3 separate regions of the Homo sapiens genome follow, and regions 2 and 3 are each linked to region 1. A link is a loop called in an ENCODE intact Hi-C map of the cell type or tissue named here. Cell type or tissue: heart right ventricle. All regions are shown on one strand.

The links. A loop is a pair of places that touch in the nucleus more often than their neighbours do. Peaks named below come from ENCODE experiments on the same cell type or tissue, not always from the same donor. Only the 100,000 strongest peaks of a DNase experiment are listed, where the experiment ranks them.
Region 2: a loop joins it to region 1, with 3 times the contacts of the local background. A loop is called at or near these places in 69 of 110 quality-filtered maps.
Region 3: a loop joins it to region 1, with 3 times the contacts of the local background. A loop is called at or near these places in 4 of 110 quality-filtered maps.

Annotation. Positions count from the first base shown.
Region 1 is chr11:43,885,724-43,893,723 of GRCh38, forward strand. It overlaps ALKBH3 (alkB homolog 3, alpha-ketoglutarate dependent dioxygenase), which reads left to right. Exons shown (of 10, transcript NM_139178.4): 5 at 883-930; 6 at 4,002-4,105; 7 at 6,318-6,406. Among named protein-coding and RNA genes, the nearest start is that of ALKBH3, 8.9 kb to the left of the region's middle. In heart right ventricle, a CTCF peak has its summit at 4,680; a DNase peak (open chromatin) is centred at 4,678.
Region 2 is chr11:43,941,180-43,949,179 of GRCh38, forward strand. C11orf96 (chromosome 11 open reading frame 96) reads left to right here and starts at 1,458. Exons shown (of 1, transcript NM_001145033.2): 1 at 1,458-2,699. The coding sequence starts at 1,726. The coding sequence ends at 2,094. It also overlaps a transcript of ACCSL not described here. RefSeq lists silencers at 1,046-1,175, 1,216-1,345 and enhancers at 2,085-2,914, 2,915-3,743, 5,753-6,253. In heart right ventricle, CTCF peaks have their summits at 1,390, 3,752 (motif pointing left) and 6,037; DNase peaks (open chromatin) are centred at 1,332, 2,053 and 3,762; H3K4me3 peaks cover 3,571 bases; H3K27ac peaks cover 6,068 bases.
Region 3 is chr11:43,984,722-43,992,721 of GRCh38, forward strand. It overlaps a transcript of ACCSL not described here. Among named protein-coding and RNA genes, the nearest start is that of C11orf96, 46 kb to the left of the region's middle. In heart right ventricle, CTCF peaks have their summits at 3,492 (motif pointing right) and 4,986; DNase peaks (open chromatin) are centred at 110, 2,960, 4,711, 4,841 and 2 weaker places; H3K4me3 peaks cover 613 bases; H3K27ac peaks cover 5,378 bases.

The DNA of each region.
Region 1 (8,000 bases):
AATCTACCTATTCCTTGCACCTCAGGACCCCACAGTCTATAAAATAAAATAGACATTTAATCAGATAAATTGTAATCTTGTACATCATGAAAAAATAGACTGTAAGGTCTAGTGGTAACACAGAGGATGAGAGGTTAATATTATTTGCCTGGATTAAAGGTCAGGAAAAGTTTAAAGGCGGTGATGCTGAAGCTAGGATTTTTGAAAGGTGAATGAGAGTTTTCCACTGGACCAAAGCTGGAGGTGGATTGGATTGGGGATGCCGGGTGATGGGGTGGCATTTCAGCATGGAAAAGCATGGAGTTAGAAACGTAGTGGTGTATTCAGGAGATTCCAAGCAGTTGATTGCTGCTGGAGGATGATGAGTTTATGGGAGCTGTCAGAAGATAGAGCTACATTATGAGGACCTTGAATGCAGTTTTGGGGTGCCATTGAAGGATTTTAATCAGAAGAGGAACCTCATCAGATGTGTATCTCTGAAAGCAACAGAAGCCCAGAGCCCTGAGATGTGCTTGCTGCCTGTTAAATGTATCCCCTATTCCACATTCTCCAGAGGAGTGCTCTATTTGAAACCTCTTTGTGCAATAGATTCCTGGACCATATCTGCCTCAATTATGGGTAAAATATAAAGGAGTAGAATCAGAATTGATTTTATCCCAGTTTTTGTCTCCATGGCCTGATACTGTCACAGTTCCATTCCAGTGCCATTAATGATATACCATGATCTTCTCAGTGGTAGAAGAAGGTGGGGATTATGCCTCTCTCATAACTAAATGACTTTGGTGAGCCAGGACTTTGGCAGTTCAGAAGGATAACTCTTCCACTGGGTATAGCATATTGTTTTGCCTCAAACTAACAAGTCTGTTTCCTTTGTTTCTTTAGCAGAGAGGGTGTGTATGAAATCAGCCTGTCACCCACAGGTGTATCTAGGTAAGCAAATCCTCACAAGAAGTGACCGTAATTATCACTGAGTTATAGTCTCTTAAAATAGTTTACTCCCCTAGAGAAAGAAAATGTAGTACATATACATTATGGAATACTATGCAGCCATTAAAAGGAATGAAAGCATGTCCTTTGCGGGAACATGGATGGAACTAGAGATCTTTATCATCAGCAAACTAACGTGGGAACAGAAAACCAAATACTGCATGTTCTCACTTGTAAGTGGGAGCCGAATGATGAGAACACAGGGACACACAGAAGGGAACAATAGACACTGGGGCTTGTCGGTGGGTGGAGGGTGGGAGGAGGGAGAGGAACAGGAAAAATAACTAATGGGCACTAGACTTAACACCTGGGTGATGAAATAATCTGTATAACAAACCCCTATGACAAAAGCGTACCTATATAACAAACCTGCATATGTACCCCAAACTTAAAGTTTAAAAAAGTCTACTCCCTTATTTCAAATAGGTAACTTCTGCCCCTTAAATTCTTGGGGAGCAAAAATTTGATAATATCTCCTTTTTATTAGTATTTCTAGCATCAAAATATTTTCAGGTATAGTTCCTAACCTTTCTGTCAGATATAGTAGCTGCTATTTCCCAAGTTTTTTAGATGAGGAAATGAGACCTAGGAAGATTGAATATTTTTTTCTTTTTGAGACAGAGTTTTGCTTTTGTTGCCCAGGCTGGAGTGCAATGGTGCTATCTTGGCTCACTGTAACCTCTACCTCCTGGGTTCAAGAGATTCTCCTGCCTCAGCCTCCCAAGTAGCTGGGATTACAGGCATGTGCCACCAAGCCTGGCTACTTTTTTCGTATTTTTAATAGAGATGGGGTTTCATCATGTTGGTCAGGCTGGTCTCGAACTCCTGACCTCAGGTGATCCACCTGCCCCACCTTAGCCTCTCAAAGTGCTGGGATTACAGGTGTGAGCCACCACGTCTGGCCTGAATATTTTTTCTTAGTGCCACATAATAACTTGACATTAGAATTGCGCCTAGCCTGGACTTCTGTGCTGTGAGTGCTACATTATATTATTATACTTCATGTATATTACATATTGTAGATTATTGTGTATAATGTTACAAATTGCTACACTAGGGTAAATTTCTTTTTTTGTTTTTTTTTGTTTTGTGTTTTGAGACAGAGTCTCACTCTGTCACTCAAGCTGGAGTGCAGTGGCGTGATCTCCACTCACTGCAAGCTCCGCCTCCAGGGTTCACGCCATTCTTCTGCCTCAGCCTCCCGAGTAGCTGGGACTACAGGCACGTGCCACCATGCCCAGCTAATTTTTTTTTTTTTTTGTATTTTTAGTAGAGACGAGGTTTCACCGTGTTATTCAGCATGGTCTCGATCTCTTGACCTCGTGATCCACCTGCCTTGGCCTCCCAAAGTGCTGGGATTACAGGCATGAGCCACTGCGCCTGGCAGTCTTTCTGTTTTTGAGACAGGGTCTGGCTCTGTCACCTAGGCTGGGGTGCAGTGGCACGATCTCAGCTCATTGCAACTTCTGCCTCCTGGGCTCAAGCCACCCTCCCACTTCAGCCTCCGAGTAGCTGGGATTACAGGTGTGCGCCACCACACCTGGCTAATTTTGTATTTTTGTTTGTTTGTTTGTTAGTGATGGGGTTTCGCCATGTTGCCCAGGCTGGCCTTGAACTCCTGGGCTCAAGTGATCTGCCCGCCTTGGCCTCCCAAAGTGCTGGGATTACAGGCGTAAGCCACCATACGTGGCCTAGGATAGATTTCAGTAGTTAAAGCATATACTATTTAGGGTATATTAGGCATTAGTCATTGTTTTAAAAACATTTAAAAACATTGAAACATTAACATCGCCTTAATGCATGAGTATACTAATTGTCACTATAAAATAATGAGACATTTAAAACAAATAGAACTTACACATCTAGATGAATTTCTTCAGAGGAGCTTCTGCTGGAACAATGGCTCTGCCATGGTTATAACCTTTTTTGGAACTGTTATTTTAAAGCAAGTCACTCAAGAAAACCAGTTTTATTGTTTTGGTCATATCTCATTGTTAACTAGATACGGCTTCAGGTAAGCTTTGGCTCTTTCACAAAATCAGATGCACCTTCAAAGAGTGAAGATTTGCTACCAAGGCAGTTTAAGAGAATCTTCCGTGGGCTTTCAGAAGGTATCTTAAGAAAGATATCCAAAATTATTTTGAGCTGCGTTGGCATTGTTGAAATAAACACATATTCAGTGGGAGAAAGAACCCTCATTAGCTGTGTTTATTTTGATACAGTCATAATGAGCTGTAGCTTTTCCTAGAATTAGCATAGTCTCAGAAGACTACCAATTGTTTAAATAAAACAGGGCCAGGCATTTTATTAGTTATTCTTTTTTTTTTCTTTTTTCGAGATGGAGTTTTGCTGTTGTAGCCCAGGCTAGAGTGCAATGGTGTCATCTCAGCTCACTGCAACCTCCACCCCCGGGTTCAAGCGATTCTCCTGCCTTAGCCTCCCAAGTAGTTGGAACTACAGGCATGCGCCACCACGCCCAGCTGATTTTGTATTTTTGGTAGACGGGGTTTCACCATGTTGGTCAGGCTGGTCTCGAACTCCTGACCTCAGGTGATCCACCCGCTTGAGCCTCCCAAAGTGCTGGGATTACAGGCTTGAGCCACTGTGCCTGGACTTATTATTCTATTTACTCTTCACAGTGAATCTATGAGGTTGATGTCATCTCAGGTTACAGATGAGAAAACCAAAGTTCAGAGAGGTTCAGTAACTTGCCCAGGGTTTCACAGCTAAGCAGTACTGAAATACTGTTTGAATTATGATCTATAAAAGCCCTCACCTATCATCCCTTTATCCTTCATTGCCTCTTTTATTTGTCCCAACATGAAAGGAGTTTATTTTATATCTGGAGCCTCATGACCTGGGTGATGTTAGGCTCTGCTTGCTGTGGGAGCTGTGGTAAGATGATTTCATGTACCCATTAGAGGCTGCATCCAGATTAACTGTTTCCACTAACATTTAGAGTCTAACTTATCTTTTCCATGTTTTTTGGTTAACAATGTTCATTCTGCACCCAGGGTCTGTTTGTATCCTGGCTTTGTTGACGTGAAAGAAGCTGACTGGATATTGGAACAGCTTTGTCAAGATGTTCCCTGGAAACAGAGGACTGGCATCAGAGAGGGTAAGTAGATCCCAGAGGTCACAGTTGGTGCTGCGTGTTCTCCCTCTCTGGAATGTTTCCTAGTACCATCACTTCTGCTCACCAAAGCTAGTCTTAAACAGAAATTCAAAACCTGAGATCCTAAGAAAGTAGAATTAGCCAAAAAGGACAGGGAAGAGTATTCCAGGCAGGAGAAACAGCAGGTGGAAGGCCCAGAGATCAGAGAGAACATGGCAGGAGGATAGAGGTGAGAGTTCAAGGAACCAAAGGAAATTTGGTTGGCTGAACTATGGCTGACATACTTATCTCCTTTTGTGTTTGTTCACTGACTTGCTTCAAATGGTGCCAACTTTTTCCTTTCTTCATAGAAAATTACAGAGCTTTCTTTTTTTCTTATCCTATTTTGCATACATTCTTTCACACTCCTTGCTGACTTTGTATTCTTCTTTAACTTTTGCCAGAAGAGTCCAGTCTCCTCTAGCTTCAGCATCTGTACTCTCCTGAGCTTGTAAAAGTGACACGGCAGTTTGTTACCTGAGTTGGAACCTGAATCTCTGCGGGCATCCACAAGCCAACAGTGCCTGTTATACCACAGGCGGTCACTTGGGGGCGTCTGTACTCTAGCATCGAATTTTTTTCTGGCACATTGAGTGAATTTAAATTTTCTGTAAAGAGGCAAAGTATATATAGTTGTCCCTCAGTATCCACAGGGGATTGTTCCCTGTGGATACTGAAATTCATGTATGCTCAAATCCTTTCATAAAAACTATCATAGTGGCTGGGCGTGGTGGCTTACGCCTGTAATCCCAGCACTTTGGGAGGCCGAGGCAGGTGGATCATGAGGTCAGGAGATCGAGACCATCCTGGCTAACATGATGAAACCCCATCTCTACTAACAATACAAAAATTAGCCAGGCATGGTGGTGCGCACCTGTAGTCCCAGCTACTCGGGAGGCTGAGGCAGGAGAATTGCTTGAATCCGGGAGGCAGAGGTTGCAGTGAGCCGAGATCGCGCCACTGCACTCCAGCCTGGTAATAGAGTGAGACTCCGTCTCAAAAAAAAATAAAATAACTATCATAGTATGTGCATATAACCTATGCACATCCTCTAGTATCCTTTAAATCATCTCTAGATCACTTATAATACCTAATACGATGTAAGTGCTATGTAAATAGTTGTTATACTGTTTTTTATTGTGGTATTGTTATTTGTAATTTTTATATATTTTTTGAGTATTTTTGATCCATGGTTTGAGTATTTTTGATCCATGGTGGATGTGGAACCCACAGATATGAAAGACCAACTGTACTGGCTTCATTTTTGTTACTCATGCATCAGAATAGGAGTCAGCTTTCTCTCAGCCTTCAGGACAGCCTTCTCTCAACTCCCACAGTTTCTGCAGCAGGGCTTTTGGTGACAGACATGGCTTTGATTGTTGGCTCTTTCATTCAAAGTAGTTGTTAATTTTAAGCAAATTACAGTTAAGTAACTCTCTGATCCCTGGTTTTCTTATCAGTAAAATTAAATTAATAACAATGTCTTTCTTATAAGGTGGTTGTGTTAATACAATGAGATAACGCATGAGATTGCCTGGTACATAGTAAGCCTTCAGTGAGTATTAGCTGCTGCTATTATTATTATTATTATTGTTCTTATTGTTGTGGCTGATACCAGTTATGGGAAAAAGAGTAGATCTATGGATAACTGCTTCTCTAAATTGGAACATCAAAGCCTTCTGATGAAAATCAGCTGCATGCCACAGTTGGTCAGGGCACTTTTTCCTCCCTTGAATCAAAAAGGTTTACACAACATTGCACACATGAATGAGCAGTTTGTCTTGTTTCTCACATGGATGTTGGTGCCACAAATTTCTGCAGACAGGGGTTCAGTCTCCATATTCTGCTTTTTGAGACCGTCCCTAGTCTGAGCCCCACTGTTCCCCAGTGTGACTCTTTGCCCTCTCTTGTTTATGTCATCACTAATACAAGCAAGTCACCCACATTCTCATCTCAGAGCCTTTGCCCATGTGGTGTCTGCCAACATAGTGGTTTCTCTTGTCCATTCTACTTGCAAAGTCCCATATCTTCTGTGAAGGTGGAACTTTGGGTCACAGCCCATTCTTACTTTTCTTTTGTATTTCTCATAGCACATTGCAAGGCACAAAGTTGGCACTCAGTAGTAACACCTTAAATAGCATTAAACCATTTCAAAGGCCTGTATTTTCTTTCTTAGATATAACTTATCAGCAACCAAGACTTACAGCATGGTATGGAGAACTTCCTTACACTTATTCAAGAATCACTATGGAACCAAATCCTCACGTATGTCAACATATTGTCATTGGTATGGTTTTATAGACTATATACTATGTGTTGAGTGCTATAAAATAACAACAAATTACCTTGCAGAGATTCATGCTGGTTCCTAGTTCAAAAAACCTCTCTGGGTTGAAACATTGAGTCTTTGTGCTTGTCATCCTTCATGTGCTAGAGGATGAGAAAAAACTAGAACTAGAGTAAACTGAACCAGAGTCTAGCATTTCAGGAAAATGAACTATTTCTTCTCCTAATATCCCTCTTTCCCAAGCTTTTCTAGCTGTATTCCTTCTGTGTACACCCTGGTATGCATTTGCTGTGGGGCTGAGTCCTTATGACTGACGAGTGAGGTCAATATGCCTTTTTCTGTTTCTCAGGCTCTTTTGCTATTTGTGAAAAAAAATCTGATGTTTTTCTTGTTAACTTTGTATTTATTCTATGGCTGCAGTTCTCAGACTTCCGTCTGATTTTGCTTTGGCTTGTTTCTGCTGCTGCTTTTGCTTTTAAAAAATTTCCATGAAAGTAGATGAAGATATTCTAGTATATAAATTAAGCTCATCCAGGGGATAGAGTTAAGGTCCAAGAAATAGCTCCCTGTTTAGTTCCTGGAATCTTGCCTTTGGCAAATAATGTTATGTTTTATTGAAAGAGACTTTGAAGAAAATGGAGTTTTGCTTATGGCATTGGGATACACAGAAATGTGACACATTTCAGAGCTTCTAGAAATTTGTAATTGCAAGCTACCACTTTACTAAAATTTCAGGGAGAAAACATTGACTGAGGGAACATGGCCTTTTCACGTAAGGAGATAGCTGCATGCTTTGGTTTCAAGGGCTGCATTTAGAATGTGAGCCAGGGAAGTGCCGAGACCCTTTATATCTGAGGTTGATTTTGAAACGTGGAGATAATAGAATTAGGCCAGTCCAACATAGCCTGCTTTCCTTGTTTCTGTCAGAGTTAATTTATCTTCTTGTCAGTAGTCATAGCAGAGAATTTGAGGATTAAATGGGCTGTGGGGAAGTTCTTTCTCATTCATTCTAGTTAATCTTTTAAAACAAGATTTCTCAACCTCAGTAGTATTGCCATTTTGGGCTGGATAATTCTTTCTTGTGGGTCTATCCCTTGCATTGTAGGATGTTTACCAGTATGCATGACCTCCACCTGTTAGATGTCAGTGGCACCCCTCACCCAGCTGTGACAACCAAAACCAACTCAAGACATTGTTAAACATCTGGGGGGGCAAAATTGCCCCTGGTTAAGAACCAGTGGGAATAAACACAGGATCTGCTGAGTAAAGTAGCCTCTTATTGTCCGACATTTTGGGAACATTTTGACAACTCTTCAAAATAATTTATGACAATCCTTTTTTTTAAATGTTGGTAGTATGTGCTTATTGAAAATTTAGAAACTGCACATAAACAGGAAGAATATTAAAATTCTTGATAATTCTACCCCATGTTTTGGTTCCAATCTTGTTATTTTAGACAAATATACCTAGAGAATCTTTTTTTCTGTAACAATAAAATAGTCCAGGTGTGGTGGCTCATGTCTATAATCCCAACACTTTGGGAGGTCAAGGTGGAAGGATTGCTTGAGGCCA
Region 2 (8,000 bases), 55 kb after region 1:
GAGCAGCCTTTCCTGGTCCCGTGCTCTAAGCATCTCACCACCTGCATCCCCAGCTCATCGCCCTACTTTATTTCACCACAAAACATGTTCTTCTTCGTGTGTGTATCATCTGTCTCTCCCCACAACACCCCACTCCCATTAGAATGTAACTTTCATGAGGGCCAGGACTGTACCTTTCTTGTTGGCTTCCATGCCTTTCCTGAGCAGGAAAGTAACTTCTCAGTAAATCTGTGTTGAGTGGATACGGAAAGGACGGAGGCCAAATCCCACTGACCCCCTCCTTTTTGGGTGGCCCTGTGAGCCCTGCTGGGTGCCTGTCAGTGCCCCACATCTCAAGCCCACTTGGCCATGGCCAGGCTCACAGTTTCCTCTTGGGAGTCCCAGGACATAGGGCAGGGACTGCCCTGTGGACCTGCTCTTAGAGACCTTGGGAACACTGGTGAGATTTAGCTCAGGGTACTCACCCTCAGCAGGGGGCTGTCAGAGCATGGACTCTGGAGTCAGCCCATCTGTTTCCATCAGATACTAGTGGACCAGTTACTTATCCCCTCTGTGCCTGGTTTTCCCATATGTAAAAATGAGAGAATACCAATTACCTCATAGGGCTGCTGCTGTGAAGATTAAACAGGATAATATACGTAAAACAGAGCTCATGGTTGGCTTGGAGTAAAGCTCTCCAGATGGTAGCTATTATTGTTGTTGTTGTTGTTAGTGCCATATCCAAGTGTCACTCTTCAGAGCATGAATGGGGGTGCCCGAGGGACTTGGGTGGGGGAGTGAGGAGACAAACATAAAGAAGACATCTAGGGAAGGGAAGAACCGGAATGGAATAATCGAGATGTGTTTGCATTCGTGCGTGTGTGTGTGTGTGTGTGTGTGTGTGTGTGTGTGTGTGTGCGCGCGCGCGCCTGCGGAGGGGGGTGGCAAGGATCCAGAAGGGGAGCCCACCCCTTCTTCCGAGCTCAGCTCTGGGGAGCCGGGCGCTCAGGCTCGCCAGGCTGCAAAGAGAGCTGAGAGCTGCCTCGCGCCCCGCGCAGAACCGGCGGTGGAATAACCAGCGCCTCAAGTGTGTGCATCTGGGACCAGGGGGCGGGGGAGGGGGACCTGCGGCCCCGCGGCCAACCCGGTTGGTGCAGACTTGGGGATCCCAGAAGGGACAGTGCCCGCCCAGTCGCGGCGATTGAGGGTCCCTGTCCGGGCGCAGCTCGGGCCAGCCGCGTGCTCCGGGGCCGCGGCTTCTCCCGGAACCCCCGCGGGCGGGGCCTGCCTTCCGGAGCCGGTTGGCGGGGGGCGGGCGGCGCCGGGGAAGGGGCCGTTACTTTCCCAGAGCGGCGGGGCGACGTCAGGCGGAAGGGCGCGGGGCGCGCACGCTTTAAATGGCATTCGCTGTCATCCGAGCTCAGAGCCGTGTGGGCAGCCGCGGGCTATATAAGCCGCGAGCCTGGCCGCCGCGGGGCAGACGGCGACAGCAGCGGCGGCGAGCGCCTCGGAGCGCGGCGGAACAGCGCCCCCCGAGCCCCGTGCCCCCCGACGGGTCCGCCCGCCCGCCCGCCCTCCCGAGGAGCGCCGGCCCGGGCCCGCGAGGGCCGCCGCCACCCCGCAGCAGATTTGGATCCCCCGCCCGGCGAGCCCCCGGCTGCTGCCTCCCGGGGGGCCCCGGCGCAGCGGCCGCCCTCGGAGAGCCCCGGCGCCCCGCCGCCCGGCCCCGCAGACGCCGGAGGCGCCATGGCCGCCAAGCCCGGCGAGCTGATGGGCATCTGCTCCAGTTACCAGGCGGTGATGCCGCACTTCGTGTGCCTGGCCGACGAGTTCCCGCAGCCCGTGCGGCCCGCCAAGCTGCCCAAGGGCCGGGGCCGGCTGCGGCGGCCGCGCCAGTCTCGCTTCAAGACGCAGCCGGTGACCTTCGACGAGATCCAGGAGGTGGAGGAGGAGGGGGTGTCCCCCATGGAGGAGGAGAAGGCCAAGAAGTCGTTCCTGCAGAGCCTGGAGTGCCTGCGCCGCAGCACGCAGAGCCTGTCGCTGCAGCGGGAGCAGCTCAGCAGCTGCAAACTGAGGAACAGCCTGGACTCCAGCGACTCCGACTCGGCCCTGTAAGGGGCGCCGCCCGCGGGGGGGACGCGCGCGTCCGCGGTCCGCGCGGGGACCGGCGTGTGAACCCCGAGAGTGCCCGCGCCCTGCTCCCGGGGGACCCGCAAGGACCCGGGACCGCCGCTCCTCGCGCGCTCGGACTCCCGCCCCGCTGCGAACCGGTCGGTGCGCCCCTCGCCGCGCTCGCCCTGGCCCGGGAGCGCCGGGAGCGGGGCCGCTTTCCTCGTCCTTGTAAATGTTTATTTTTTAACTCTTCCCAGTGCGAACTCTGCTGTGAGTGTGTGCGGGGAGGCGCGCCCGCGCTGAGTCGGCGGCGGGTAGCCACTCCATGCCCTTGTCCGATGGTTTGCAACTCCGATTTTGCACACCGCTCCACCGTGCCCCCCAGCGCACACCCATTCACACTCACGCCAACACTCTCGCTGAACACTTTTATAATTGTTAGGCGTGGCCGTTGGGACTTTGGGCGCAGCGCGGCTGCTACTGCGTCTGGAGGATTGATATTTATTTTTGCATTGCGATGGCTGAAGGCATTTATTTAACGATCTTTTTACCTGGATATGTCTGTGAGGCTCCTGAAAGGAGACAAATAAAGTCAATATATTTGCACAGTGCAGTTTTCCAGGCTCTTGACTTTTTGCACCTTCGGGGTCCAGGCTCCCAAGACTCGGGGAGGTGGGGGAGGAGGTGGCAGGGGGATGTCGGACCAGGGAGCCGGGAGTGGAGCTACCTCCACAAGCTTCGGTCACCGGAACGAGGTTGCGCCACCGGTGCGCGGGTCGGTTGCCTGCCTCCCCAAGTGGATCCACCCCCGGTCCAGTGTGCTCCTGCGTCCCTGGTCTATTCCCCATCGCCGGCATCCGGGCTGAAGTGAAGCCGCAGGAGGGGCGGAGGCAGAGCTGACGATGGAGAGCTCTCTCCTCCGTACAGTTCACTTCCCAGAGCTGGGGTCAGGGTCCTCGCCCCGCACCCGCCACAGAAGACGCATCTCCCTCTGCGCTGATTCCTGGCGGCGGGTGGGGAGATGTCGGAGCCAGCAATGCGAGATGTTTGGGCGTTGGGACCCGAGAGTGGGCTGGAGGCCAGCCTGGGTTGGTCGAGAGTGTGGGTGCGCGCTCGCTGTCGCGGGCAGGTGACTCCCTGACCGCAGTTGACCCAGCGCAGTGCCTGGCGCTCCTGCGCTGCGGGGAAAACCGCGGCCGCTATGTCTCCAGCCGTTCTCTGCGCTCCGCAGGGTTCCTCCAGGAGGGTGGGGCATGTCTTTGGTTAGAGCCTGAAGGGCACCTGGGTACCATCGAGTCCTTCCCTTCTCCCCGCCCCTGCCTTTGTTTACATATGAGAAAACAAGCCTAGGGTAACAGGGAGAGGAGCGCCCCCAGTTCTCCGCACTCCTGGTCCAGGACTCTTGCACCGCAGGAGTTTGTCTTTCCAGTGCTCTTCAGCCACTTCCCGAATCCCTGTCTGCTTCCTAAATCCTCTGGTTTAGCAGTGTGGCAGGGCCACCTGGCTGCAGATGGCCACCAAGGTAACAAACTACATTTGGTTGAGCCGGGCAGGTCCCCACACTGGGGCCCTCTCCCAGACCCTCCCTCCAGGATTACTCCAGGGCTGACCCACCCTGACAGGTTTAGGGCTCCTGCTCCGGTTGCGGCGTCTCTGTGCTCGGGCGCCCTCTGGTGGTGGGGCTGGTGCGTGGGGGTCAGGAATCTCTAGGAGATACCCAGTCTCTCAGCTGCAGCGCAGAGCTCTGGAGAAGACAGCAGAGGAAACGAAACAAAGAAACAAAAATGGAACTACAGGGCCGGAGAGGGTGTTCTTCCCTCGGCTCAGAGAGAGCACAGGCTATGGCCTTGGTGGCTGTAGTATTTGGCCCGTGTCCCAGTCCCTGAGAACACGCTGGCCCAACAACGGGTTCCACTGTGGTGGGGTATCATGGCAGGAGACTCTTAACCTGCAAAGGCCTCAGAGATGTGAGGCCACTGTGGGTCGATGCTTTATTCCAGCCAGGGCAGCTGCCACCACTGGACTAGTTTGAGCTCCACGGAGTGGGAGGAACTTCCTCTGAGCCCAGCCTCATTCTCTTCTCTCTCCAAAGAAACTCCCTGAGGACAGAGGGGCGGACTCCACATCCTGTGCCCCTCTCTCTGTCTTACCTCTTCGGCAGCAGCTCCTCTTTCTACTCTTCAGGAGCTAGATGTCCCAAGTGTCTGGAAGACCTTCCAGTGGGCTTCTAGACCCTTCAGGCCTGAGATCCTCCCCTCTGCATAGCCTTCTCTCGCGGAAGAACCTCCTTCTCAGCCGGGCAGTGGTTCACGCCTGTAATCCCAGTACTTTGGGAGGCCTAGGTGGGCAGATCGCTTGAGCCCAGGAGTTCGAGACCAGCCTGGGCAACATGGTGAAATCCTATCTCTACAAAAAAAAAAAAAAAAAATTAGCCGGACGTGGTGGTGCACACCTGTGTTCCCAGCTATTCAGGAGGCTGAGGGGAGAGGATCACCTGAGCCCAGGGAGGTGGAGGCTGCAGTGAGCAGTAATTGCGGCACTGCACTCCAGTGTGGGTGACAGAGTGAGACCCTGTCTGAAAAAACAGAAACAACAAACAAACAAAAAGAACCTCCTGCTGCCTTCAGCCCCTACCTGAAGGGTCTCCTTGGGTTACCCCAGCCAACAACAGAGGTTATTGAGGGGACCATATTCCCTGCTCAGCTGTGGGCAGGCCCAGCACTGAGTAGGTGCTTCTGAAATGTTTGGGTTGAAATGAATAAAGAGGTGCTGAGGAAAATCCATTCCTATCTTGCCTGCTTCTGTTTTGTTGTTGTTGTTTGTTTGTTTGTTTTGAGATGGAGTCTCACTCTGTCACCCAGGCTGGAGTGCAGAGACATGATCTCAGTTCACTGCAACCTCTGCCTCCCAGGTTCAAGCGATTCTCCTGCCTCAGCCTCCCGAGTAGCTGAGATCACAGGCATGCCTGTGAGTAGTAGCCACCATGCCCAGCTAACTTTTATATTTTTAGTAGAGATAAGTTTCACCATGTTGGCCAGGCTGGTCTTGAACTCCTGACCTCAAGTGACCTGCCCTCCACGGCTTCCCAAAGTGCTGGGATTACAGGCGTGAGCCACCATGCCTGGCCCTGGTTCGTTTTTTAAGTTATTCTTGTAATTTTTTATTGCCCTAGAAATATTTGTTTATTATAATACAAAACAAGTCAGTCATATTCCCACCACCCAGAGATAAATAAGTTAACATTTTGGAGGTGATGCCTATATATGCATGTTTATTTTCTTTTACCAAATGAGTTTGTATTCTACATGCTATTTTTCAACCTGCTTTTTAAATTAATTGGATTTGCATTTAGTATCAGTATGCATCGATCCACATCATAGCTTTTCATAAATTCTATTGAATAGATACTCCATATTTAATTAAGTGAATGCCCCACTATTTAGTATAAAAGTGATGTCTTATTTGTCCCAGTTTCTTAGTTTTCCCACAAACGGGTAGTTCTAAGGGTTGATGTGGAGAGAAGCCTGATAGAAGCCGTGTCCCAGAGAGGCAGAGGGAGGGAGTTTGGGATGCTGCAGTATTAGAGGGATCAGGCTGGTCCTGGAAAGCCATGGCCCATGGGCTACATGGGGGTTGCTCTCTGGTTCTGAACATCTCTGCCCTGCACAGAGGAAGGAGGGCAGACTGGAGGGTAGGGAGCTTGTGTTAGTCCGTTCTGTGTTGCTATAAGGGAATATCTGAGCTAGGTAATTTGTAAAGGAAAGAGAATTATTTGGCTCACAGTTCTGCAGGCTATACAAGCATGGCACCAACATCTTCTTCTGGTGAGGCCTTGAGAAGCTTCCACTCATGGTGGAAGGTGGAGGGGGAGCAGGCATGTCACATGGCCAGAGAGGGAGCAAGAGGGAGGCCAGAGTCTTTTAAGCAAGCAGCTCTCCCGTGAACCAACAGAGGGAGAACTCACACATTGCCGTGGGGAGGGCACTAGCCATTCATGACGGATCCACCCTTATGACCCAAACGCTTCTGACCAGGCCCCGCCTCCAACACTGGGGGTCACATTTCAACATGAAATTTGGAGGGGACAAACATCCAAATCATATCAGAGGTCCTACCAGGCCCCTATGCAACGGCGGGGGCTCAGCTCCTCCCTGTGCTCACAGGCATTCCAAGGTGGCACGCAGCTCCAAGGAGAGGCAGGCTGGGGCCGGCTGGGCTGGGCCAGATATTAGAAGAGGAGGGAAGAGTGGGCAAGACATACAATGAAGGAGCAAGAGAGAGCAAGAGTCAGAAAGAGGTGGAGAGGAAGGAGGTCCCTCAGGGAGACAGGAAAACTCAGTGACAGAGAGAAGGCAATGGAAAGAGAAAGAGATGCAGGGGAATAGGATCAGGAGCCAGAGGATGTTGGATGTTGAGAGACAGAAGGATAAAGGCCCCCCTGGGAGATGGAGAGACACTGAGACAGTGAAAGAGAGAGAGAGAGAGAGAGAGAGAGGGAGAGAGAGAGACCCACAGGGGTAGGAAGGAGGGAAGGAGAATAGGAAGAAGGGTTCCTGGATAATGGGGCTCAGAGGAGAGAGAAGACAGGAGCCCGGGCATCTGAAAGAGCTGTGGAGCAGGCATGAGCTGGGTGGGTGGATGACTGCCCAGCTGGCTGGATTTATAGGCCTGTCCAAGGAGTCACCTCTGTCCTTCCCCTCCCTGCCTGGGCTTCAGCCTGCAGTCCTAGCCTGGGTGATGAGTTTTCAAACAGGCTGGAGCCCAGACCAGGCAGAGGTAATAGGTGGCCATCCCAGCTCTGGCCAACAGCCAGCTAAACATTTCTCTCTGGCCCTGGGGGAGATGTTTAGCAGAGAGTTCCTTTTGCTGATTTAAAAGCCATCTTGGCTTTTGCAGCCCACTGTGTGGCAGGGCTCTAGAGGGAAGGGCTGCCCATGAGCCCAGGGAATTGAGGTCAGCTATGGACTTCAGCTCTCCCTCCTGAAGCACATTTGGGGTAGGCCTTAGGCCCTTTGGCCTCTGGAAAAATAGCAGAGGGGATAAAGGCCACCATTCAGTGAGCACCTCCGATCAACACTCTACTTTCATCCTGATAAAGTTTCTCAGGCATTTTACAGGTGAGAAAACTGAAGCTCAGAGGGGTTAATTTTCTTGACCAATGCTACACAGATAGTCAGGGGTGAGCTGGGTTGCAACCCTTTATTTATTTATTTATTTATTTGAGACAGAATCTCCCTCTGTCACCCAGGCTGGAGCGCAGTGGAGCAATCTTGGCTCACTGCAACCTCTGCTTCCCAGGCTCAAGTGATCCTCCCACTTCAGCTTCCTGAGTAGTCAGCACTAGAGGCATGCACCACCACACTTGACTATTTTTTAAATTTTTTGTTGAGATGGGGTCTCCCTATATGGCACAGGCTGGTCTTGAACTCCTGGGCTCAAGCAACCCTCCCACCTCAGCCTCCCAAAGTGATGAGATTACAGGTGTGAGTTACTTCTCACTGTAACCCCCTGTGGCACAGCCATGAGACTGGGCTTGGCAGCTCTCCTGCTACAGGGAGTGTAACTGACCAGCAGGTGCTCTGGGTTTGAATCTATTGCCTTCTTTGACTGAGGCTGAACCCCCCTAGGGGCTGCTCCCTGCAAACATATGCATAGCTGGAATACTGAGGCAGAACTGTGCTTGGGAGATATGAGATTTCTTTGTTGTGGTCTTTGGTTCAGAGATTCCCTAATGGCTCTGCTGAAGCTGTTTGAGCCTGCAGCATGATTGATGGACAACCACTCTCAGGGCCAGATTTGCATAGTGGCCTGCAGGCCCTCCCAGTCTTCCCAGCTCCTTCTGTGTGACTGCACACAGGCATGACTCCTTTTCAGATCCTCGCACATTTCATCCCATCATGGTGTCTGCT
Region 3 (8,000 bases), 99 kb after region 1:
CCCCTCGTAGGACAATGTTGCACAATTGGTTTCCCAAACAGGGGTCAGGTCCTGTCCCTTTCCTGTCACAGCCTTGCCCAGCAGAGGGGAAATTGTTCTAAGGGTCTAGATGCGGAGAGCAGGTGGCATGTGTCTGCTGGACGGAGCAGAGGCTGCTGGGAAATGGCCAGGGGCTCTTCGAGGCCACCAGAGGAGTGGCCCTGGGCAGGGGCAGTATGCCAGGGAGGGCTGGGGAAGGGGACCTTCATATCACAGCCTTTAGATCCTCCTGGGTAGAGTTCAGAGCTGGATCCCAGGGACCTTCGAGTTGGAGGGAAACTCGGAGAACTGCAGGGCTAAAAGGGGCACTTAGCAAATCCACGAGAGGCAGGGTGGCAGGAGACCCAGGTTCCCTCCTGGCTGCACCAGTACCTGGAGTGCTTTCTCCCTTTCTCAGAGCCTCTTTTCCTGTCCTGAGCATTGGACGCTGCCTCCGCCCCCCTCCCAGTGTGGTTTCAAGGACCATTCAAGATAATGGAAGGCAAAGTGTTTTGAGAAGGGAAGTGTACCTCCAGTGTGAGAGGTGATGTTAGTTAATGATTAATACCTGGGGGCTGTGTTTCCTGGCAGGAAGCTGGCAGGCAGACAGGGAGAGGAGACCAAAGAGAGAGATGGGAGAGCCGAGGCCATGGGCTGACGTTCCCAGAAACCCAGCCTGGACCATTTTCTTAGGCAGGATCTGTTGCTGTGGTAGGAGGAGCTGTTCTTCCTTCTCAGTCTGCACAGTGGCTTCTGCCCATTCAGTTGTTTATCTGACAAATAATTATCATGTCTTCTCCCCTCTGCCCTGCCCACCAGGCCCCAGGACAGCACTGGGCTAAATGCTGAGAATGGGGTTATGAGCAAAATCCGGCTCAGTCTCTGCCCTTGAGGGGCACGGTCTGGTGAGAGGGTACATGGCAAACAGGAAAAGAGAAATACAAATAGTAGATGATTATCATGATCATTGTCACCATTATTAATATCCAACCGCCTTCTTAACATTTCCCCTTGGATGTCTAAAGACATCTCAGGCTGGGCGCAGTGGCTCACGCCTGTACTTTGGGCCGGCGGATCACCTGAGGTCAAGAGTTCGAGACCAGCCTGGCCAACATGACGAAAACTCATCTCTATAAAAATACAAAAATTAGCTGGGCATGGTGGGGAGTATGCCTGTAATCCCACTGAACTCCAGCCTGGGCGACAGCGTGAGACTCTGTCTCAAAAAATATATATAATAAACAAACAAACAAATAAATAAAAATAAAGGCATCTCCAACTGAACTCATCCAAAGCCGAGCATTCCATGTCACCCTCCCCAGTCTTATTAAATGGCATTTATGGGTATCGGAGAGCCAGAGACGTGGGTGCCATTCCTCTTCCCCTTCTCTCACAGCCATCAATTCCTTCAGCAAGCCCCATCATTTCCACCACCTAAAAGCTCTCTATAAAGGGTACGCTTCTTTCACCAACACTGCCACCCTTCAGGTGACATCATCTCTCATCATGACCATTGCCAGCGCTTCCTAACCTGTCTCCCTGCTGTCTTTTTCTCCCACCCCACCCCCACCCCCCACCCACTCTTTTTAAAGGAAAATATGATCTTCAAACATAAAACTGGATTCCAGCAACCCTCTTGCTTACAACCCTTCTCTGGCTTGGCACAGATCTCAGAGTAAGACCCGGGCTTTACATGCTGGTCACGAAGCCCTGGGTTACCTGGCCCTGGCCAGCCTCACAGACCTCTCCCGGGGCCTCCCTCTGCCCCCTCAGGGTGCTCCAGCCACCCACTGTGGCCATTCTTTGATGACAATGCTGAGCTCTTGCTCACTCCAGGGCTCTTGCACCTGCTGTCTCCTCTGCCTGGAAAAACTGTTTCCCTGGAACTTTACTGGGCTGGTTTCCTTCTTATTTTCTGGGATCAGCCTAAATGTCACTTTCTCAGAGAGACAATGAAGACCCAGCCCTTCTCTCCACCAAAGGCATCTCAACGTTTGCCTGCATCACATGAGTTTGTCAACTGGGATAATCCTTTATTTGCTCATTGGCTGTTTGTCTCCCCCATAAGTGCAGGGAGCTTGTCTACAGGGTTTGCGGTGCAAATTCTAGATTCAGTGTATGAGACACCCCAATAAACTTTTGTTAATGAGATGATGGTGAGTGCTCCCTCACCACCTCCATCCCAGAAGAGGTGAAAGCAAGAGCTCCTTAGAAAGAGCCAGAGACAGTGTGATTCCAGGACTCTGGAAAGTAAGTTCTAGCAATTCCCCCACTCCAAGTACTGGCATGGTGTGGCACAGCGGGGCCTGGGACCCTGGCTGCTCTCCCCAGTGACCTGCCCCCCACCCCCGAGTCTTCTTCAAGAAGAACAAGCAATGGATCCTTGACTCCCCTGTCACTGTTGTAGGGACACGCCCATCAGGATTTCCATCCCTTTGTCCATCCTTCCATCCATCCATTTATTCAACAGATACCTACGGAATCTTCTGAGAACCTGAAGTTAGAAGACCTGGGTCCAGGTGGTGGCCCCTGCCACCAACCCACTCTGGTAGCTTTGGACAGGTCTCTGCCTCCTTCTGGGCCTCCGTTTGTTCCTTTGGAAAGTGGGAGTGTCTGGACCAGATGGAGGAATTTCCAGACTCCTCCTTTCAGAAACGGCAGCTTCCGTGGCCCAGGTGGGAAGGTGTGGCGGGGGACGGGGCTGCAGGGTGGCTGACTCAGAGCCTAGGGAAGCCCCAGTCGCTGCTTCTAGCAAGAAGTTGGCGCTAGGTATCCTTTGGCCTGTGGTCAGTGTCCAGCTGCAGCTGCTGTCTGGGAATGGAGGGAAGCAGGACAGGAAGTGGAATCTGGGTCACCAGTCCCCCAAGCCTCCCCCACAGCACCTCCCCCACTCCCTGGCTGGCTCTGCCTCCCTCTGAGCCACAGCGGTCATCCAGGCCAGGTCCAGTGACTGTTTCTACCCGGTGAAAGGAGGAGGAGGCATCACAGAGCCGGAGACCTGGCCGACTTCCCAACACAGCCCGAATCTCTTCCCAGTATAATCCAGCGCTCGGGGGGGTCAAGGCCAAGGCAGGGTGGAATCCCGACAGAAGTTGGTCTGTGGCTGGGATGTGGTGGGAACAATAATGTGCGTTTGGCAGGCAGAGAAGATTTTTCCTTTCGGGCATTTCAGACAATGCTTCTTCCCCCACCCCCCCGCAGGGAATTTTCCTGGGCCAAGAACTGACAGACCCTGAAAGAATCTGCATGGAAAATGGTTTCAGTCCCAGGGGTTAGAGCTGCTTTTTCCCACCCCCACAGGAAGGATGAATGTCCCTGATGCCCTAGCCTCAGCTCCACCATGAGGTGGACCCTTTCTTCTGTGAACTTGATCCTCTCACTGGAAAGTCTCCTCTCTGCTTTTAGGGACAGTAGTTTACAAAACTAATTCATACTAGGGTGTGAACAACTCACTCCCTGTTAGCTGTTAGGGATCTCTGTTCCCCCGCTAGGGGGAACCCTGGCAGGGCCTGCCTGGAGTGCCCACACCACTCTCCCTTACCCTTCGTGTTACCTCCAAAACACGGGGGTTCGTTTGCCTGGTGAGTAACAAATAACTCTTCATCAGAACTCAGGTTTTGATCAATAGGCGTTTTATTACTTGGCGCAAGTAAGGAGCTCCCTGGGAATATTCTCCAAAACAGTGTCTTCTAGAGGGAAGGTGACAGGAGGGTGTTACGGAGCCATGGAGAGGGGAGAGGTTGCATCATCGCATGTAGAAGGGGGTCTCGGTGGCGTAGATGCAGTGAGTCATTTTGCCAGCACACAGGCCGAATGTTAGAATAATAAAGCTACAGCTTCTCCCAGGGCAGAGACTTTAGCGTGGTAATAAGGAAAGTTCACTCAGGCTTATCACTAAGCTGCTGGGGTCTGTCAGGGTCTGTCACCTACTTAAGCAAGCAGGCCACTCGGTTCCACACAGGGTTTAGGAAGAAACAGGCTGCAGGGCAAGAGGCTGCAAAACAGGATGATTGCTCTTAAATTCCTCTAATCCTAGGAGACCATTTCTGTCTGCTGATTCTCTCTTCTTTTTTTTTTTTTTTTTTTTTTTTTGGAGACAGGGTCTGGGCTGGACTTGAGCTCCTGGGCTCAAGCAATCCTCTCTCCTCGGCCTCTAGAGTAGCTGGGACTATAGGTACATGCCACCACACCCTTCTCCCCAAACTTCCTACTGCTGTGGTCCTCACCCGCAGCCAAAAGGCAGGTGTGACAGTGCGAAAGATTGGTCCTCCCTGGGTTCTAACTGGTGAATCACAAACTCGGTTTTCTTCACGGGGAGCTGGTCTAAGGTCAGATTCAGCCAAAAGGCAGGGGACTAACAGTGGCGTTTAGGGCATGTGCAGGCTGCAGACTTTGTGGCCAGGCCTCAAGCTGCTGTGTGGGGAGGCTCAGCGCTGGGTTCAGCTCTGCCGCTCATCAGCTGTGTGGCCTTGGACCAGTCACTTTACCTCTCTGAGCCTCAGTTTTCTCACCTGTGAGATGATGACGATCTGGCCTGGCAATGATGCCACAGAGTCAACAGAAGAGGAACAGGGGAAGGTCTGGGTGAGAGGTGGGTTGCAGACAGTCGGAGCCCTCCACGGATCTCCCCTCCCCCGCCTGCCTTCCTGCCTAGGCTTGGCCAGATGGTGGGAGCTGGGAAATGCAACAGAGCTGCACGCTCCTGGTCTATTTTGAGAAGCCTCCTGTTTCCTTTCCTGCCTGGGGCCATGTGGTTACTGCAGGTCTCTGCTTACAGGACAGGCTCAGAGGGCCTGACCTTGGCCTTCCTCTGCCCCTCACTCCCAGCCCTTCCCTTCCTCGTGGTCTGGACCCCATAAATCCCCATATCCTGGTTCCCAGCCCAGGCACCATGGCCCCCACCCAGCAGGGGTGGAGATCAGGCTTTCACAGGGGATTTGGGGCAGAGGACTTTCCACTTCTCTGCACTATGGAGGAGCCAGTGAGCTGTCCCACCACATCCAGGTCCCTTTGCTGCAGAGCCTTGCTGTTGGTGGCTGCCAGCATCTCCAGCTTACTGCAGGGGTTGGGGGTGGAGTCTTCCACACTCTCCACACAGCTTCCTCCAGAGCCTCCTCAGGGTCCTGCAGAGAGAAAGGGCCACCCAGAACGCTGGCGGCCCCGCCAAGAGGTCAGGCAGCCCCTGGCTTGTGGCCTGCCTTGTCTGAGTTCCAGGTCAGCAGAGGAAGTGGTGGCCCCACATGCTGTCAGTCGCCATGCCAGAAACTTAGCAGCCACCCATGATTCCTCCCTCTCCCTTACTCCTCCCTTCCCAGAGCCCTGACCCCAGCATGCCTGGCTTTGAGTCCCACCTCTATCACTTACCAGATCTGTAACCTCTCACCTCTCTGTGCCTTAATTTACTTGCCTGTGAAGTGGAGATCAGGAGAGCACCTACCTACTTCATTGGTTTGTGGGGAAGAGATAATAGTTAACACTGACAGAGTGCTTAGGACGTTGCCTGGCTATCTTAGTCCGTTCTGCTGCTGCAACAAAATACCTTAGACTGGGTAATTTATAAATCATAGTAATTTATGTCTCATTGTTCTGGAGGCTGGGAAGTCCAACATCAAGATACAAACAGATTTAGTGTCTGGTAAGGGCCTGTTTTCTGTGGGTCATAGATGGTGCCTTCTTACCGTTTCCTCGCGAGGTAGAAGGGAAGAATTCTCATCTCTTCAGCCCCTTCTGAGGGCTCTAATCCCATTCATGAAGTGGAACCCTCATGCCTTAATACCCCCTAAAAGCCCCTCCTCTTAATACTATCACATTGGTGATTAAGTTTCAACATATGAATTTGGGGAGATGCATTTAGACCATAGCTCTGGCACATAGCAACTGCTCAATTAATGCTAGGTCTTGTTATCAAATTGGTCAACACATTCCACCCACTCCAATTCTTTGGGATTGCTTCTGCCTCCTAGATTTCTGTCCTCCTTTAGCCGCTCCTGGTGCACTGCAGAATGCTTCTCACTGGTTTCGCCATCTCTTTCTTCCACCCCACTAAAGCCAGGGGTGTGCCGTGGCTCACACCGTAATCACAGCACTTTGGGAGGCCGAGGTGGGTGGATCACTTGAGGTCAAGAGTTCAAGACCAGCCTGGCCAGCAGAGTAAAATCCTGCCTCTACTAAAAATGCAAAAATTATCCAGGTATGGTGACAGGTGCCTGTAATCCCAGCTACTTGGGAGGCTGAGGCAGGAGAATCACTTGAACCCGGGTAGCAGAGGCTACAGTGAGCCCAGATCATGCCACTGCACTCTAGCCTGGGCAACAGAGTGAGACTGTGTCTCAAAAAAGAAAAAAAAAAAAGTCTGATTAGTGTCACAGGGTTTTGGAGTCAGAGAGATTCATTCATTCACTCAACAAATATTTATTGAGGGCTTACTACATGCCAGGCCCTGTTCTGAGCACTGGGATATGGCAGTGCCCTATGCAAAGTCTGAAGCTTGTATTCCAGTGGATTTAAATGCCATTCCTGCTACTGGGTGGACTTGGACAACTTCCTAATCTCTTGCAGCCTCCATTTTGTCATCTGCAAAATGAGATCACAGAAACCTGCCTCATGGGCACACAGCTGCACACACAAAGTGTATGAAATATTTCCCAGGTGGTAGCTCTAGAATGAGAACAGTGAGGATGGTGTCATTCAATTCCTAAGTTTCCATGGTTCATGCTGGGCTCAGGTGTGGCATTCAAGCTGTCCAAGATCTGGATCCAATATACACCCCCCTGGCAGGGTGTGGTGGCTCACACCTGTAATCCCAGCACTTTGGGAGGCTGAGGTGGGCGGATCACCTGAGGTCAGGAGTTCAAGACCACCCTGGCCAACATGGCGAAACCCCATCTCTGCTAAAAATACAAAAATTAGCCGGGCCTGGTGGTTGGTGCCTGTAGTCCCAGCTACTCGGGAGGCTGAGGCAGGAGAATTTCTTGAACCCAGGAGGCAAAGGCTGCAGTAAGCTGAGATTGCACCACTGCACTTTGGCCTGGGTGAAAGACAAGACTCTGTCTCAAAGAAACAAAAACAAAAACAATCCGCACCTCCCCCAAAGCCCACCAGCCCAGGATCTAATGACTCCCTGATAATCAGGCCACCCCAAGTGTCTCATTGCTCCTCAGACAATTTGGTCCCTTCATATCTCTTAACTTTGCACACACAGTTCTCCTATCTGGGAACTTAAGCCCCCTCACTTTCTTTTCTTAACAATCCCCTCCCTCCCCATCTTTTTTTTTCTTTCTTTTTTTCCTTTTTCTTTTCTTTCTTTCTTTCTTTCTTTTTTTTTTTTTTTGAGACAGGGTCTCACTCTGTTGCCCAGGCTGGAGTGCAGAGGCGTGATCATGGCTCACTGCAGCCTTGACCTCCTGGGCCCAAGGGATCCTCCCACCTCAGCCTCCTGAGTAGTTGGAACTACAGGTTCACGCCACCATGCCTGGCTAATTTTTGTATTTTTTTTGTTGAGACCGGGTTTTGCATGTTGCCCAGGCTGGTCTCAAACTTCTGAGCTCAGGCGATCCCCGCCTCTCCTGAAGTGTTGGGATTACAGGCGTGAGCCACCGCGCCCGGCCCTCCCCCATCTTTTCAAGGCAGCTGCATCTACATGCTTTGCAGGATAGTCTTTCCAGCCTCTCACACAGGACAAATCCCTCTTAGATCTGGGCTCTTCCTGCCAGGTGTCCACGCTTCCAGTACATACCTTCCCATAGTATATCATTACTGTGTGGCCTCAGCTGCTGGGCAGGAACGGGTTGCATTTATCTTTGTGTTCCAGAGCCTAGCACTGGCTTGGCATATTGTGGACACTCATTGGCATTTGATTAGAGATACCTCTAATGACCCACTTAGTTTACCCAAGTGAAAGGTATGATCAATGTTAGAGATTCATGCGCCACTGGAAGAGAAAGGCATTGGCAAGTGCCATCCCCACTACCAGCTGCAGCAGA